2 separate regions of the Homo sapiens genome follow, and region 1 is linked to region 2. A link is an interaction called in ENCODE POLR2A ChIA-PET data of the cell type or tissue named here. Cell type or tissue: MCF 10A. All regions are shown on one strand. Each heading gives the region's core, and the rest is flanking DNA. Links, peaks and the distances in the headings are about the cores only.

Region 1 (2,825 bases), core at 227-2,726, 98 kb before region 2:
CCTCTTATCATCCTGCGAGGACTTACTCAGGGGAGTGCTGACCCAGTCTAACCCTATTTTGGTATTTGCCTTTTACAGAACATTCTCATTCTCTCTTGCTGCTATTTCATTCTCCCCCAAAATGCAGAAGAGATGTCTATTTCCTCTTTCCTTGTGGTGGGACATGACGGCCTGTCTTACGATGGTGTTTTAGCTCTGGGTAGACAGAACAAAGAAAATGTCCCCAGACTGAAATGTATGCCTTTCTCAGACCCATTCCCCAAATCTTTATCCAGAATTGGTTTACAGATGGTAGTACCTATTGCTTGTATTTGTTTAATTGGTTTGGGGTTTTTTTGTTTGTTTCTTTTGCCCAGTAAGCTTTCTCATCTCCCTCCTCCTGGAAACAGAACCCGCTCTCCTCACCACAAAAACAGTTCTTGGCCCATCACGAGCCCTTCCTTTCTGGCAGCGTGATTGATTCAAGGGTGAGAACAGCACAAAACAAAGCCAATCAGGGTCCTTCTGTGAGATCAATATATGGACCCTGGGGAAGGGGACTGTCTTTCTTCAGGAGTGGTTAAAACTGGGAGGATGTGATCTCTGTGGTCAGCTGCTTCCCTAGCACAGGGAGAGCATCCAAGAAGCACAGCAGAAACAAGCAGTGAAGACAAGGAGAGTCTGGTCACGTTGGGTTCCGGGTTCTGATTCCTGAGATAAATGAGATCAAAACACTTTGATACTTTGAGAAACAGAAGTCTGTTTTCCAGCTCTGTGATCCATAAATAATTGCACTTATTGTCATTTAAATACAACGTATGATGAAGAGCACCCTTCTTTACCAGGATTAGATTAGCAGTGCACAACTTTGATTCAGAAACCTTGTGTACAGAATAAAACTTAAATATCAGTTACATCTTTGGTAAATTATTCCTATGCTATCCGTACTTTTATAATTAAAGAAGAATTTACTTTTCTAGGCTTCAAATCAGGCAAAAGTTTCTCATGATTTAAATAATTGTACAGTCTACTATTTGTATCTGGTAGTTTAAGGTAGTTGTTAAAATTTGTGGCTGTAATCAACCCACAAATAGCAAGGAATAAATATATTTCCTTGTAGAGACTTCAGCACTTTGGGTTTGGTGCATGTTGGCAAGGAGGGGACATGAGGAATAGAGTTCTTTACTCTGACTTTTTTACAATCTCTTTCATTAAACACCCTGTGCATGACATTAAAAAAAAAAGTGTCCCTTGCTCTCTGTGCCTTTCCTGTTTAGCAAAAGTCGTCCCCAAAGATGTTATCAACTGAACAGAATGTTTTGTGTCTGGAGCTTAAGTCAGTGAGTCAAACGTTGTTGCAATGAAAATCATGATGCCATGCTGACCCAAACTCCCTGAGCTCCACTCTGATAACATGTAAGAAGATAAGTGGCAGAATGCCACAATATGTGTGCTCATGGTCCTGAAGGATGTGCCCAGAGATGTGTTTAGTTCTTGGGTTCCTTCCCACATGGCACCTCCTGCTGCAATTTATTGACACCAGATGTTCTTTGTATCAGTAAGACTTGTAGCAATGTCTATTTAAAGTTAAATGGAGTAATTGAAGCCAGAGCATCATACTTTGAATGAAGTAAATCAAAGCACATCACAGTCATAAAAATGCAGACTAGGGAAAGCATGAATGAGAGAAATCCATTATTTTTTTTAAAAAGCCAGACTAATAGAGACCAAAAAATTCTGATTAAAATTTATCATCTCCCACAACACTGATAGAAATCAATTGGTAACTGGTCAGAGCTCTGACGCCACAATTAGTGAGCATGCCTCACTATATAAATTAGGCAGAAGTCTTTTGTCATAATGACCTCCTTCTCCACGACAGCTCATGGAAAACAATTCTGCATTTGGATCACTGTGGGGATCAGATGCAAAAACTCTGGCTAATGATAAGAGACATGGACCTGCAGTCTAATCATTTTACTAACATAATGCTTTAGACAGAAGTTTTAACAAGTCAAGGCTTAACTAATGATTGATGGTAGGAAATGGAGACATGTTTTAAAGTCTGATGTAAAAGAAAACTAAGACAGGAAGGACAGTGTGATTAGAATGGCTAAAAGCAGACCATGAGCATTAATAAATGTGAATTTTAATAGGTACAGGTCTGGCAGCCAGCAGACAGCAAGACCTTAGACTGACTGAAAAGAAACGAGAACTTTTAGTATTGCTCCTACTAAATTGAATAATCAGAGGCAATATAAATATACCAAATTATAACAGTAATTCAAAAGTACAGAAATCAAAGCTATGAAGATTAAAATTATAACATGTGAGCATGGCAGGATAATATTTTAAAGAAGTTGGCTGTTTTCCTTTTTAAATTTTTTGTTCCAGTAATTTCCCACTATCTCTTGCCTCATGCAGGCACAAACTTGGCTCTGTATTCATCACTTCAGTGAAAGGATATGTCAGAAAACAAAGCAGAAGCAGCCTAAAAGTCTCTGCCTTTTATGCTCCAAAAAACTTAAATTCCTTTGGAGAGATTTTAAGGATTTAGAATAAAATGTGTAGAAAAAAAAAAAAGAAAAAAAATGGTGTCTCATGCCCATTCCCATCCTGACTAGAAAAAGAACCCCCTGGGTGGAAAGGAAAATAGAAGAGATAGTAAGGAAGCAATGAAAAAGAGAAATTGTAGGGTCTTTGAGAGAGGGGCCCTGTGCTGTGATTCCAGAACAGGATTCTCGGAGTGTGGCTTAGGGAAGGCAGCAAATCATCAGTGACAGTAAAGAACATTTGTGTAATGGGTCCAGGCAGACGGAGTCCTGCACGGGCATGGAGAGTTTCTA
Region 2 (2,825 bases), core at 124-2,623:
TCTATCTGAAGTGAAGAGCCACATTTTTTTAAAGTTATTATTATTATTTCTAATTCCCTGGTGACAAAAATACAATTAAAACAGCAAGTTGCTATTAAAGTTTCTAACTTTATTGACTCACTTTGTATGTGAATTCTCTCTTTACTTATCTCCTAGTAAGCCAGTAATGGAAACATATCATCATAGGTCTATGCACCAAATTTTATGTAGAATGTCACTAGGGCATAAGATTACATGAAATTTTCATTTTCTTAATGTTTTATATAGTTTGATTTCAATGTAGATATTATACCTAGAATAGAAGATTTAAAAAATTAACATGAATTTTGGTATAATTCGCTTACTAAAAATACATATATGAGTAGGATGATATAATTTCAATTATTAATCTAAGTTATCTCAGGGTAAAATTAAACAAGATATTTCTTTCCTTTTTGGAAGGGGAATATTTGTATTTGTTGATATTTCATAATCATTGGATATGTATTACACATATAATGAGAAAAAAACAATTTCCATTACTACATGAACAAAGGGCAATGTAAGGCTATTACTAAGTTGGGTTAACACAACTGGTTCACTTTCATTTACATGAACCATTCTTTTGATGGAATATCTGAAGAGAGAAATGTGTGTGTTTGTAGTCCATTCCAGTTCTGGTTCTGTGCAAATTCTAATAAAAATGAAATGTAATTGATCCTCAAAAATATGATTCATCTATTTTAAGTCATCAGTCAACACACATTTAAATAGCAAATTGCTATTAAAATTCCTAACTTTAATGACTCACTTTTTATGCTTGTTCTCTCTTATCTCCTGGTAGACCAGTAAACATTCCACTAAGGTTCACAAATAAATTCTTCAGGGAGTAATGCTTGCGTGGTTCTTTAGCCAATAGTTGGCCCACTACTTCCAAGTCAACTGATGTTGGCATCCAACATGTTTTATTTTTCCAGCTAACAGTTGGATATTCATTTATTCATTTACTGAATGTTTAATGAGTATAGTGCTATGAATCAGGCACCACACTGTTTCCTGAGGATAAAGTGTGGAAGAAAAAGACATAGTCCCTGTCCTCCTGGAGCTTTTATGCTGATACAAAAGGCTGATACTGAACAAGTGACTACATGTTCTGTCAGCAATGTGGAGACTAGATGGGGAAAAGAACAAGAAGGGTGTGGAAGACTATTTGAAAGGGTATTTTTATTGTATTTTCGCTAGCATGAGCCAGCTAACCAGATAATAGCATGATTCATTTCCCCAGAGGGTCTATTTTATAATACACAAAGGAGTCACAAGGACATTCCTAACTGACCTCGGATGTTTTTTAATTAAAAAGAAGTTGCACTAGTTTACATGGAAAGCAACAGAGAGAGAAAAGTTAGGAGAAAATAAAACAGCCCCCTAAAAGATACACTAGGCGATGTAATATCACACAGGAGATTCTACTGTAGTTGCATCTTTAAAGAGCTGAAGTGGGGATGCAGGCATCTCAGCAAATTCTATTGTCATTTCAAGGTAGAAACTTACGAACCAACCTACCAGTTCAAAATTTAATTATATGTGTTTGTTGATTTTTGTTTTGGGAGGAACCAGAGGAGTGTTAGGTCAGCTGATTGATAGATGAAGTATGTAGTCCAATTTGTTTGTGAAGGGCTTTCTCTCCATAAAAATAAGCACCAATTTATTCTTCTCTTATTTCTGTAGTTTTACAAATTCTATGTGCTGAACATAAAGTCTTCATAATAATAGCTAACATGTTCTATGTGCTCGCTACATGACAGTAAAGTACTGTACTAAATATGCCATAATCAGATCTCTTAATCTGCTCTGAGATATGAAAGAGGTGCTATTTTTAATCCCATTTTTCAGATGAGGAAATTGAGATATTAAAAAAGTAACTTGCCCAAGGTGACAGAGCTACTCAGTGATGCAGCCAACCTCACAGCCAAGCAGTTTGAGGGTAGAACTTTCCACTACAATACTACATCCATGACATCATCAGAGGCATCACCAATGGCCCCATGACCATGACTGTAATCTATTTTAAGATTTTCTTTGTAAATTAGATCCACTCTTCAGAACAAATTTTGTGGCTTTTTATATTGGGAATTGAACCTATCAGTTTGAAGGTGTTAAATAAATATTAAATAATGGTCATAATAAAAAAAAATAAGGAAGCCCCAGATGCTCTGTGAGCAAAAGGAGTTTGAGTTATTATGCGCTGAGATACTTTAGCACAGTCTTCACAAAACAGCAACATATGAGCTCCAGTGCAGCCACATCAGCCACGGACTGGCTGTGATTAGGGTTTTTCCCTTTATAAGAGAAATACTTTACCTCCACATAGCACCAGCTATGGCTGCCTTAGTTAACTATTGTTCTTCTCTTTTACCCAGAGGCAACCTATGCCTATGTATGAAGTAGCTACTTGCACTGTGTGCCCCCCGCCACACATGTGTCCACTACATAAGAAATCACCTACTTTTACTATGTGAGGCTTTTATTGTTCGGCTCGAACCAATAATTGTACCACTTCTGAGATGACATGAGAGCATGCCAACTCCAGCCCAATATTGATCAAACTGACTCTGAAAATAGTTTATTGTTCTAGCAGCATGTTTCCTCTGGATTTGTATACAGATACCAAATCATTCTTATGAAAAAATTAACAGAAATAAAAAAAAAACGAGGGCCATGGACATCTGCAGGATCATCCAGAGCTCACTATTCCTGTGCTTTTGGAGACATCCACCTGCTGTTCCATGGAGGTGAGTGCTGTAATTCCCACCTTTCCCAGTGAATTAAACAAGTCTCAGGGCACC

What was found. Peaks named below come from ENCODE experiments on the same cell type or tissue, not always from the same donor. Only the 100,000 strongest peaks of a DNase experiment are listed, where the experiment ranks them.
Region 1: POLR2A ChIA-PET joins it to region 2 with 6 read pairs; 2 of 35 experiments call an interaction of 5 or more read pairs at or near these places.

Annotation. Positions count from the first base shown.
Region 1 is chr10:52,539,843-52,542,667 of GRCh38, reverse strand. The region is part of intron 1 of LOC124902426 (a long non-coding RNA gene); the gene reads right to left. Among named protein-coding and RNA genes, the nearest start is that of LNCAROD, 71 kb to the right of the region's middle. In MCF 10A, for the core only: no CTCF peak of the experiment used is centred there; no DNase peak of the experiment used is centred there.
Region 2 is chr10:52,441,941-52,444,765 of GRCh38, reverse strand. No RefSeq gene overlaps it. Among named protein-coding and RNA genes, the nearest start is that of LNCAROD, 27 kb to the left of the region's middle. In MCF 10A, for the core only: no CTCF peak of the experiment used is centred there; a DNase peak (open chromatin) is centred at 1,155.